Regions from separate parts of the Homo sapiens genome. Here region 1 is linked to region 2. A link is a contact called in ENCODE POLR2A ChIA-PET data. All regions are on one chromosome and are shown on one strand. The core of a region is the stretch at or near the end of the contact, and the rest is flanking DNA. Distances in the headings are between cores, read along the strand shown.

Region 1 (5,841 bases), core at 2,150-4,649, about 18 Mb before region 2:
TTTCTATATCTTCAGGCTCCAGAAGTGAAAAGAAGATAGTTCAGTTAAATGTTCTCTGTAGTCACTTGCACCTCCAAAACTTTTTTAAAGCTAAGGCTCAAGGATCTTAAGATTACTACAGTTTTTAATTAAAAGCATACCTGTGTTAGGGTGATCTATTTTGTTTCACTGATGAATCTGTCCTGGCTCAGACATTAGTTTCTCACTTACAGGCCCCTAAACAGCTCGGGTCTTCCCAAAAGTCAGGCAATAAGCACCAGGACTCCTGAAATTACTAGTCTCCCTCTCTTCCCCTTTCTTCCTGAAAAAATTCCCAAAGTTCTGTTTGTTCTATAAATCCTTGGGCAAAATGCCTTCTTACTCTTTGGGGGTAGCTCCACTCACTTGCTAACTCAAAAGAAATAACCTTCTAGCCTGAACATAAGATACAGGAATTTTTATTTTAATTAAAACTTTTGTATTATGGCTGAAAGCCTTCATTGAATTAATGATAAGGAAGGATGGTGAAATGATGAAACTTCTCGAACATGTGGAATTTGAGATAAAACAAAGTGCTAAGCAGACAGGGAGAAAGAAGAGGAAATGGAAGCGTTCTGTTTTATAGCTTTGAAGTGGAGTGATAGTCATATGGTCTCATTAGTGTGGTTATAATTATTTGAATCAATTCTCATGGCTTAATTCCAAAGTGTTCAATTATTACACAGTCATGTAGCTAGAGATAATAGAGTGTCTATTACCAGAAGATATCTCTGTTCAAATTTTTGAAGTAAACTTTCGTCTCAAATATTTATATGCCTTTGCCTATATTTTTCAAAAAAGAATATTTACTTGAACGAAACACTTATTTAGCATTTATTGTATAGCAAAGATTTTATGTGCATTATATTACTTAGTCCTTAAAACAATTCTAGGGTGAAAATGTTATTAACCCCTATTTTACACATCAGAAAACAGAAGCCCAAAGAGGATATGTTAACTTTTCTAAGATTACCCAACAGGAAGTAAAAGAACTGATGCTAAATGTCTTGCATCTGAATGACTCTTATTGAGTTAGGTCCTCTCTGTGCCTCTTTTTCTGCTCATTGAAATGGAGTAATTACTGACCTAGGTAAGGCACAGTGAGATGCACAGGCACAATCAGAATTGCAATGCACACTGCATAATGCACAAGCAGAATCAGACAATTAGCTACATGGTTACAAGAGAGGGTAGAGTAACTGTGAGAATAAAAGGGAAAAAATACTGTTTTGAAACCTATACAGTGTATTTCTATTTAAGAGAGTATTAATAAGTTTTACTTATTAACTTTAAGCATGCACTTAAGTTTCATTTTTGCTTCCAGATTCACCCTCTGCACAGTTCTCCATCCTGCCTTGTGAATGGGAGGTTCATCTGAATGTATCCCATCAGTGGGCCTGGTAGCAGACACTGCCAATCCCTGCGCAAATCTCTTAGGCCTTCTCCACCTCAATGTTTCACAGACTTCCAATTGCCAGTATCTGTATCTTTGTGTCTGAGGGCTTTTCCCAGAAACACAGAAGGTTGGTCTGTCAGTCCAAAAGTATCCAGGAATTAACCCTTTTCTCCAGGAGCAGCCCTCAACCAAAGACTTTAGGAGTATAAATATCCCAACTCCCTCACCCTTCAGTGAAATAATTCTGAGAGGTGTGTTTACATTGTTTCCAGAGTTTCTCTGTGGGACTAGGCTCCAGTCACCCACTATGATAGCTGGCTTAATAACACAATCATACCAGCTGTCTTCTCTTCTTTATTTCACTTCCTCAGTTCCCTACTGGTATACCCTGAACCTTTGAACCTCTCAAATAAATGACTTGCACTTAAACCCTTATCCCACAATCTGCTTCTGAGGGAAACTAAGATAGATTTCCTTGATGTCTAGTTTTCTGGTGGGCTCATCTAAGCGGGAAGCACCAGCAGGAGCTGAGGTGTTTTGCATTCTACCCCCACCCTCACCCCAGGGGCTGCAAGGCTGGCTCTGTGGCCCAATTCCTGTTAGGGGACCCTCTTCACACAGCTCTGTCTGTCTCCAGAGTACAGTAACTGCTCCCACCCTTGCGTCTTCAGGCCTCAGGCCATAAACAGCACCCACCTTTACTAACCCTGTGAACTGCAGTGTTCCTTCCTTTTCATTGCTCTCCACCCCACCCACAATTCCACAAATAGTTCCTATATTAAACTTTCTTCAAATTATCAATTTTAGCCCGCCATCTGTTTCCTGTTGGTACTGTGACTGATTCAGCTGGTTTGATAACTTCTGGGTTTGACCTCAGAGAAGACAGTTGGTTATGGGGACATGTGGGGAGGGCATGAGGCCATGACTAGGACAGTGGAGGGGGCAGAGATGGAAAGAGAAGTATACAGTGTGGCAGAGGTTAACTGTTATGGTGGTGGTAAGGAAAGAACAAAGTATCCCCAAACTTAGCAGCTTAAAATAAACATTTTTTATCTTACAGTTTCTGAGGGTCAGAGTCCAGGAGTTGCTAACCTGGGTGGTTCTAGCTCAGGGTCTCTCACAAGTTTGCAGTCAGGCTGTCATCTGGGTCTGTAATGATCTCTATACTCAAGTGAAGCTGGAGAATCCACCTCTGAGCTCACTCGCTGGTTGCTGGCAGGCCTTAGTCCTCAACAGCTGTGGGCCAGAGGCTTCAGTTTCCTGCCACACAGGCCTTGCTATGGGGTTGCTCACAAAATGGCAGCCTGCTTCTCCCAAACAAATGATACAAGAGAAAGGGTGTGTGTGTGTGTGTGTGTGTGTGTGTGTGTGTGTTTCAGACAGAGAGAGCTCCAGCAAGAGAGGGCCCAATACAGAAGACACAGTCTTTTATAATCTAGTCTCGGAAGTGTCATCCCATCACTTCTGTCATATGCTGTTGGTCACACAGACCAACCCTGGTACACAAGGGTAGAAACACCAGAAGGCAGTGGCCACTGATGGCCAGCTTGGAGGCTCACTTCCACCAGTGCTCAAGAGTAACAAAATTTCCCATTAAACTTCCCTGTGAGGACAGGAAGGCTCTCAGATGAGACAGCTGAAAGTCTAAAAGAACTTCCCAGGAATAAATTGTAAGAGGGGCAACACTGGAAATCCCAATTGTCCAAAACAATTTTTTTAAGAAGCCAACTTAGTGCTGCTCAGAAGTAAAGCTGGAGAGCCAGTGTAACTTTAGACAAATGAATTCCTCTCTCTGAACCTGTTTTCTCACTTGTTAATGAGGGGATTGGGCCATACTCCGTGGCCTAATAACCAATACTTACATACCACTGATATTACTGACAGCGTGCTGCCCTCTACCCACTTTACTTGTATTAACGCATTTTACCTTCACAGCAAGGGGAGAAGCTACTGTGGAGAGTCCTTGGCCCCATTCCAAACGGGCTGGGCTCTCCCACACCAGCATCACCTCAGCCTGAGCTGGAGCACTGAAGATCTGATTAATGTGTTTAGCAACTGACTGATTGGCTCTTTTTCTGGCCTCTTGTGAAATATGCCTTCCTGTGTTGTCATCACCGTGCTTTGTGAGTTGGAACAAAATAAGAGACTGAACAAGTTAGCTTCATTTCTTTTTCTTAAATATAAAAGTGTCTAGTCCTTTCCTGGATGTTTTTATTTTGACCTCAGGGAGAAGAAATAGTCTTGGTAATTTCTGAGGAAATAAACCCCCAGTGGCTGAATTTGGTCAAACTGAAAAACAAACTGTCCCCTGGCCCAACCAGGGCCTCCCTGTTGCCTAACTTCAAGCCATCCCCTCCCACATGGCAGTCTATGGGCATGAGGAAATCCCATAGGCTCTATCTTCAAAATACAGCCAGAATCCGTGCTCTATGGCACTATCTTCTTTTGCTTGGATCACCATTGGAATTTGCTAACTGAGCCCTGATTCTATCCTTGTCTCTCTACAGTCCATTTCCAAAACGATGTCAGGAATGACCCTTGTAAAATGTGGGTTAGATCACATCACTGCTCTGCTTGAAATCCTGCAATGGTTCCACATTCCCTTCAGAGAAAAATTCAACATCCTTTAAATGCCCTTTGAGATCCTACATGAGTGCACCCCCAGCCCCCATTAACTCTGGGACATCATCCCCCAAACCCCTCCCCCGTGCTCACTCCCTAACAATGACACAGGTCTTGCTGCTCCTCACATACGCCTTAGAGACCTTGTTTAGCTCCTTCTGGAAGGCTCTTTCCCCAGATATCCACTGGGCTCTCGCTCTACCTCCTTCAAATCTTTGCTCAAACCTTACCTTTTCAGGAGGGTTACCCTGACCACACAATCCAGAATTGCAATCCTCCCCTCTCCCCCTATTTCTTGTTCTGCCTTCTAAAAGAAGCAACTGCTTAAAGGTGAAAAAGAAAAAAAAAATTTTTTTAGTTGCCAGCTTCCATATGGCAGCAAGTTCCAGATGGTTTAAAATAGTGTTCATCCACTCGACAAATACTAACCGAGGGCTTGCTCTGTGCCAGGCACTGAGTTAGGCAGGAATTCAGTCTTTAATTCCACTTTGCTCAATTCAGTGAGCAATACACTGGTGCTCTCCTAGAAGCAAGCCTCGGGGTTGGGTGGTGAATTGTGCAAGAGGGAGGGTGAGAAACAGTCTCTGTTTGGCCAAATTTTAGTCAGGCTTCTGAATCTTCTGTAGGCCCATCTGTGCACTTCTCATAAAAAGTGGTTTTAGTGGGCCAGGCGTGGTGGCTCATGCCTATAATCCCAGCACTTTGCGGGGCTGAGGAGGGCAGATCATGAGGTCAGGAGATCCAGACCATCTTGGCTAACACGGTGAAAACCCATCTCTACTAAAAATACAAAAAAATTAGCCGGCCGTGGTGGCGGGCACCTGTAGTCCCAGCTACTTGGGAGGCTGAGGCAGGAGAATGGCATGAACCCAGGAGGCGGAGCTTGCAGTGAGCTGAGATTGTGCCACTGCACTCCAGCCTGGGCGATAGAGTGAGACTCCGTCTCAAAAAAAAAAAAAAAAAGGAAAGAAAAATTCAAAGTTCAGTTCAATTCAAAAGCAAAAACAATTCAAAAGATTTCCCAGAATAAAGGCAGGCCAGCAGTCTTTTGCCATGTTTACACTTGGGAAATTAGCTTTAGCCCTGCCACCACCACATTTCCTGGGCAGTAAGGGCCCCCACAGGGGCTAGCATGGATATTGATGAAACAGGGACTTCTTTTTTCTTCCTCCTCTATTCACTTACTATGACTTTTAGATTAGCCTGTAAATAGATTCAACACAGGAAACCCTATAATTAATATAGTTTTCAAGTAGGAAAGCAAAAGTGGGGAAGGCAGCCAGGGCAGGTGGCCAGCATTGGTGAGAGCAGTTCCCCAGATTCCTAAGCTGTAGAAAACCCTAAGTCTTTGAGGTCAGAGCCCAGATTCGGTCCCCTTCACAAGACCTCATTTGACCAAAGTCTGACTAACTTCCAGTTTTTTCCATTATTATTGTGGATTTACTCTGAAGGACTCTTTATAAAAATGAAAACCACTTTGGGTTTTTCATACTTGGGATATTTAGGGAGCATTTCTTCCATGTGCTTAGTACTTCATACCTTACAAAATGCTTTCACAGCCTGGATGATTTTTTATTTTCACCAAGGCAGGGATTATTCTTCTCATTCTATGTGTCTTGAAACAAGACTCTGAGGTGTAAATGTCTTTTTCAAGATCACATAGCTAGAAAGTGCCAAAAGTATCCACTCAAATTTGATAATATGCCAGGTGGGCAAAACAGTGGGAAATGGATAGCTCATACACTTATAGTGAGAGTGTAAATTGGCCTAGAATTTCACAAGGGCTTATTGCCAGTATTTATTAA
Region 2 (5,414 bases), core at 259-2,758:
AGTAGCTGAGACTACAAGCATGTGCCATGATGCCTGGCTAATTTTTTGTATTTTTAGTAGAAACAGGGTTTCACCATGCTGGCCAGGCTGATCTCGAACTTCTGACCTCATGATCTGCCCGCCTTGGCCTCCCGAAGTGCTGGGATTACAGGTATGAGCTACCACGCCTGGCCCTGTATTTTTAATAGAGACAGGGTTTTACCATTTTAACCAGGCTGGTCTTGAACTCCGGACTTCAAGTGATCCACCTGCCTCAGCCTTCTTTCTCTGTAGACCAGATTTCTCTCTCTCCAGACACTGGCTGCCCCTCAGCTCTGAATATACATGCTTCAGGACCAGCCCTACACAGGGATGAAAAGTAAAGACCGTTAGTTCTAACATAAAATTCTCAGGTAAGAGGACTTGATTGACCCAGCTCAGATCAGTCAAACTAGTTCAGTCAAGTGTGGCTAGGGGTACAGGGTCACCAACATCCAGTTTTTAGAGAACTATCATCAGGAACTAGAAAGATACACTAAAATGGCCAGGCGTGGTGGCTCATGCCTGTAATCCCAGCACTTTGGGAGGCTGAGGCGGGTGGATCACTTGAGGTCAGGAGTTCAAGACCAGCCTGGCAACATGGTGAAACCCCATCTCTATTAATAATACAAAAATTAGCCAGGCATGGTGACACGTGCCTGTAATCCTAGCTACTTGGGAGGCTAAGGCAGAAGAATTTCTTGAACCTGGGAGGTGGAGGTTGCGGTGAGAGGAGATCGCACCACTGCACTCCAGCCTGGGCAACAGAGCAAGACTCCATCTAAAAAAAAGAAAATACCCTGGCTGGGTGCCATGGCTCACGCCTGCAATCCCAGCACTTTGGGAGGCCGAGGCAGGCAGGTCACAAGGTCAGGAGATCGAGACCATCCTGGCTAACATGGTAAAACCCCATCTCTACTAAAAATAGAAAAATTAGCCAGGCGTGGTGGTGGTCGCCTGTAGTCCCAGCTACTTGGGAGGCTGAGGCAGGAGAATGGCATGAACCTGGGAGGTGGAGCTTGCAGTGAGCTGAGATCACGCCACTGCATTCCAGCCTGGTCGACAGAGCCAGACTCCATCTCAAAAAAAAAAAAAAAAAAAAAATACCCTAAAAGATATCTCACAGTGTTGATGTAATTAGAGGAAAAGTTGGTACCAGAGTACCAGTGAGCAGAGGAATCCAAATAGGCCTGGGTGGGCTTTGAGTTAAATTATATAGGGGAGGGGACACTTATTTACATAACTTTCCAGGGAGTTTCACAAGGCAATATGTAGGGACTGTGGGATTTTGGAAGGGGTCCTGATCAGAGAGGAAGTGAGGAAAGTCATTGAGAGCCAGAGAGACAGTGGTCACATCATCTGGCATGTGACAACCCTTTACTGCAGCCCACAAGCCTTCAATAAAATCATGAGATGCTTGGTGCAGTGGGATTTCTAGTGAGCACCCACAAATGAGATGCAGCCTCTTATTCAGATGTGACCTGGAGCAGGAACAGAGACAGTGAAGCCTACGTGAAATTAAACCACTAAAAGTATAGAGTCGTCTTTCAACTACCTTAGACCCTAGATGTTGTAGCCAAGATTACCTAGTTCTCCAAGTTCAACAAAGCCCCTAGGTAACACCTGGGTTACAATTTTAAGGGTCAAAAAAAGAAAACCACGTAGATTTCACCAATAGCAGCCTGATTGAATAACCTGTGATTACATTAAGCCCAATTAACTACTGGTTGGAAATCCAATTATTCACAAGAAGAGATTTCTGAGCTCTTTTTCCCTGTTTGCATTTTCGCTGGTTGGAATGGAAAGGTGAGGATTTAAAAACTCTTCTGTGTTTCTTAAGCTCTAAGACTTCCTGTCTATATTTGCTTATTTTGGCCCAAGGAATCCAATTTCCCTGGAGCATTATTGCAATAGGCTGTTTTCCCACCTTACTGATTCAGATATCTTGAGGCTTTAAAGCTCTTAGGTGTTGGGAACAGGGATCTCTGGAACAGGGATTTCTGTGACCTCTAGCTCACATTAAGCCAAATTACACCTTGAGGTAGGATGGGAAATTAGGAAGTACCGCCAAAAGAATTGTCAAAAACAGAGTAACTTGAAATATTACCAACGCTTCTTAACATTTGCCGTCTCATTTTTTTTTTTTTTTTTTGAGACGGAGTTTTGCTGTTGTTACCCAGGCTGGATTGCAATGGCATGATCTCGGCTCACCACAACCTCCGCCTCCCAGGTTCAAGCGATTCTCCTGCCTCAGCCTCCTGGATATCTGGGATTACAGGCATGTGCCACCACCCCCGGCTAATTTTGTATTTTTAGTGGAGACAGGATTTCTCCGTGTTGGTCAGGCTGGTCTCTAACTCCCGACCTCAGGTGATCCGCCCGCCTCCTCAGGTAATCTGCCTGCCTCGGCCTCCCAAAGTGCTGGGATTACAAGCGTGAACCACCACGCCTGGCCTTGCCATCTCAATTTTATAGAATTGAGATTTGAAAGAGGGAGGGGCGATTTGAATGAGGAAGGAAACGTGGGATGTCACGTGAGACTTCTTGGACTGTCTAAAGGTCAAGAAAAAGATTCATGGTAACTTAGGAGCATCATTACAGTGCCACTATCTAATTTTATCTATTTTTGTATCTAATTTTGAACAAAGGTTTGTGTCTTTTTCTGCTATAAGAAAAAGTTTTCGGCCAGGCATGGTGGCTCACACCTGTAATCTCAGAACTTTGGGAGGCCAAGGCAGGCGGATCACCTGAGGTCAGGAGTTCGAGACCAGCCTGACCAACATGGAGAAACCCCGTCTCTACTAAAAATACAAAAAATTAGCCGGGCGTGGTGATGCATGCCTGTAATCCCAGCTACTTGGGAGGCTGAGGCAGGAGAATCACTTGAACCCGGGAGGTGGAGGTTGCGGTGAGCTGAGATCATGCCATTGCACTCCAGCCTGGGCAACAGGAGCAAAACTCTGTCTCAAAAAAAAAAAAAAAAAGAAAGAAAAAGAAAAAGTTTTCAAATTAAGTTCCACTGGAATTAAATTCTGACAGTTTGCCCACTGTGGTGGTGATTTTTCTTGATCTTCCCGGGCCCCCTTCTCTCTACTATGCTAACAATAGGAGTGGGCATAACACAAGCTGAATTATTCACAGCACCTCCTCTCACTGGACCACAATGATTTGAAGGAGAGATAAGCAGATAAACATGTGACCAAGCACATGGCGCTCTCTTCAGAGTGTCTCAGCTGGTGGAATAGTCTTTCTCCTGTTTTCATAACATTGAACTCTGTGTAAGTCCTACACTTCTGGAAAACTGAGATGGTTAAGAACCACCTGCCCCCCCAACCCCCCTCACCCCCACGCTGACACACACACTCTTTGTCCCAGCTTACTACAAAGAATCACTCTTCTGGATAGGACTTAGATAAGACCACTGATGATACCACTGTTTACTTATGGCAAGACCAGACACAGACTCTCCAAATTTGCATTATTTGTCTCATAAGGGGAACTGTTTGTCCCTCTGAGACTAGCTAGCCATAGAGATATTTCCTGTTCAGCTGATTGAGATTCAGCTTGATCACAAAAACAATTCCAACTATAAAACACCCCACCTGTGAATTACCGACTCCTCCCTATAAGTGTCGGACAAACATACCCTGTCAAGAGTCTGACCTTCAGATCTAAGGTGCTTGCCCTATCACAACAGCCTGAATAAAATCAATTTCCTTATTTGCTTGGGTTTTGTCTTTGACAGGCTGTGGAATCATAAGAATGTGTTCCCAAGGTTTCAGTGGCCATACTTTCAGCCAGAGAGGCCTGAAGGAAATAGATCACTACTTGGAGGAAAGCAGAGGCTAGTTTGTCTTGACAAAAGGCATCACATCCTTGGTTCTGGGCTGAGGTGCTTAGTTTCCCTGCTCTGGCGTCTTGCAGTATCTTCCCATCCTTTAAATACACTTTTTTTTCATGGATTTTGGTTCACCTGCAATTTGAGGAGCCCTAACGAATCAGTCTACCACATATAAAATTCATGATGCAGTGCAGTAGGTATGTTCACATAAAAATGCCAGGGATTAAAATATACTTTGAGGGTTTATCAATGATGAAAAGCCCTTTAGCTGGATCTGGTGGTGAGCACCTGTAGTCCTAGCTACTCGGGAGGCTGAGGCAGGACGATCACTTGAGTCCAGGAGTTCAAGACCAGCCTATGTGGTCGTGAACCTGCAAGACCCTGTCTCTATCCCCCTCCCTAAAAAATTTTTAATTAGCCAAGCATGGTGGCACATGCCTGTAATCCCAGCTATTCAGGAGGCTGAGGCTGGAGGATGGCTTGAGCCCAGGAGGTCGAGGCTACAGTGAGCTATGAATGCACCACTGCTCTTTAGTATTCCCAGCTACTCAGGAGGCTGAGGTAGGAGAATTGCTTGATCGCTTGAACCCGGGAGGCTGAGGTTGCAGTGAGCCAAGATCGCGCCACTGCTCTCCAGCCTAGGCGACCGAGCAAGACTCCATCTCAAAAAAAATTAAATTAAATTAAAATTTAAAAAAATAGCCCTTCAGAACATCGATTTTTTTTTTTTTTTTTTTTTTTTTTTTTGAGACAGAGTCTTGCTCTGTCTCCCAGGCTGGAGTGCAGTGGCACCATCTCGGCTCACTGCAAGCTCCGTCTCCCAGGTTAAAGCCATTCTCCTGCCTCAGCCTCCCGAGTAGCTGGGATTACAGGCAGCTGCCAACACGCCCGGCTAATTGTTTGTGTTTTTAGTAGAGATGGGGTTTCACTGTGTTAGCCAGGATGGTCTTGATCTCCTGACCTCAAGTGATCCGCCCACCTCGGCCTCCCAAAGTGCTGAGATTACAGGCGTGAGCCACCGCGCCCAGCCAGAACATCGATTTTTAAGTGACTGCTAATAAAATTTCATTGGAGAAAATGGAAAAGAAACTGTTTGTTTGTTTGTTTGTTTGTTTGTTTGAGATGGAGTTTTGCTCTTGTTGCCCAGGCTGGAGTGCAGTGGCACAATCTCTGCTCACCGCAACCTCTGCCTCCTGAGTTCAAGCGATTCTCCTGCCTCAGCCTCCCAAGTAGCTGGGAATACAGGCATGTGCCACCATGCCCAGCTAATTTTGTATTTTTAGTAGAGATGGGGTTTCTCCATATTGGTCAGGCTGGTCTCAAACTCCCGACCTCAGGTGATCCGCTCGCCTCGTCTCCCAAAGTGCTGGGATTACAGGCATGAGCCACTGCGCCTGGCCAGAAACAGTAGTTTTTAAATGCAGAGACAGAACATGAATATTTTGTCACAGAAATAATCCTGGTCCAACATATAATAAATGGACAAGTGTACTGTATTACCTAAAGTGGACACATTTACAAATGCTGGCAATACTTGGAAATTTGCAGCAAGCTT

The links. ChIA-PET counts read pairs that join two places held with the same protein, here RNA polymerase II (POLR2A).
Region 1: POLR2A ChIA-PET joins it to region 2 with 13 read pairs in GM10248. The contact joins two enhancer-like sites. POLR2A ChIA-PET finds 5 or more read pairs at or near these places in 2 of 52 experiments (GM10248 and WTC11).

Annotation. Positions count from the first base shown.
Region 1 is chr5:150,761,154-150,766,994 of GRCh38, reverse strand. No RefSeq gene overlaps it. Among named protein-coding and RNA genes, the nearest start is that of DCTN4, 5.1 kb to the right of the region's middle. Within about 2 kb of position 3,399, at least 19 of the 41 ENCODE cell types and tissues checked have a DNase peak (open chromatin) inside an H3K27ac peak, as active enhancers do.
Region 2 is chr5:133,031,390-133,036,803 of GRCh38, reverse strand. No RefSeq gene overlaps it. Among named protein-coding and RNA genes, the nearest start is that of ZCCHC10, 7.5 kb to the right of the region's middle. Within about 2 kb of position 1,508, at least 2 of the 41 ENCODE cell types and tissues checked have a DNase peak (open chromatin) inside an H3K27ac peak, as active enhancers do.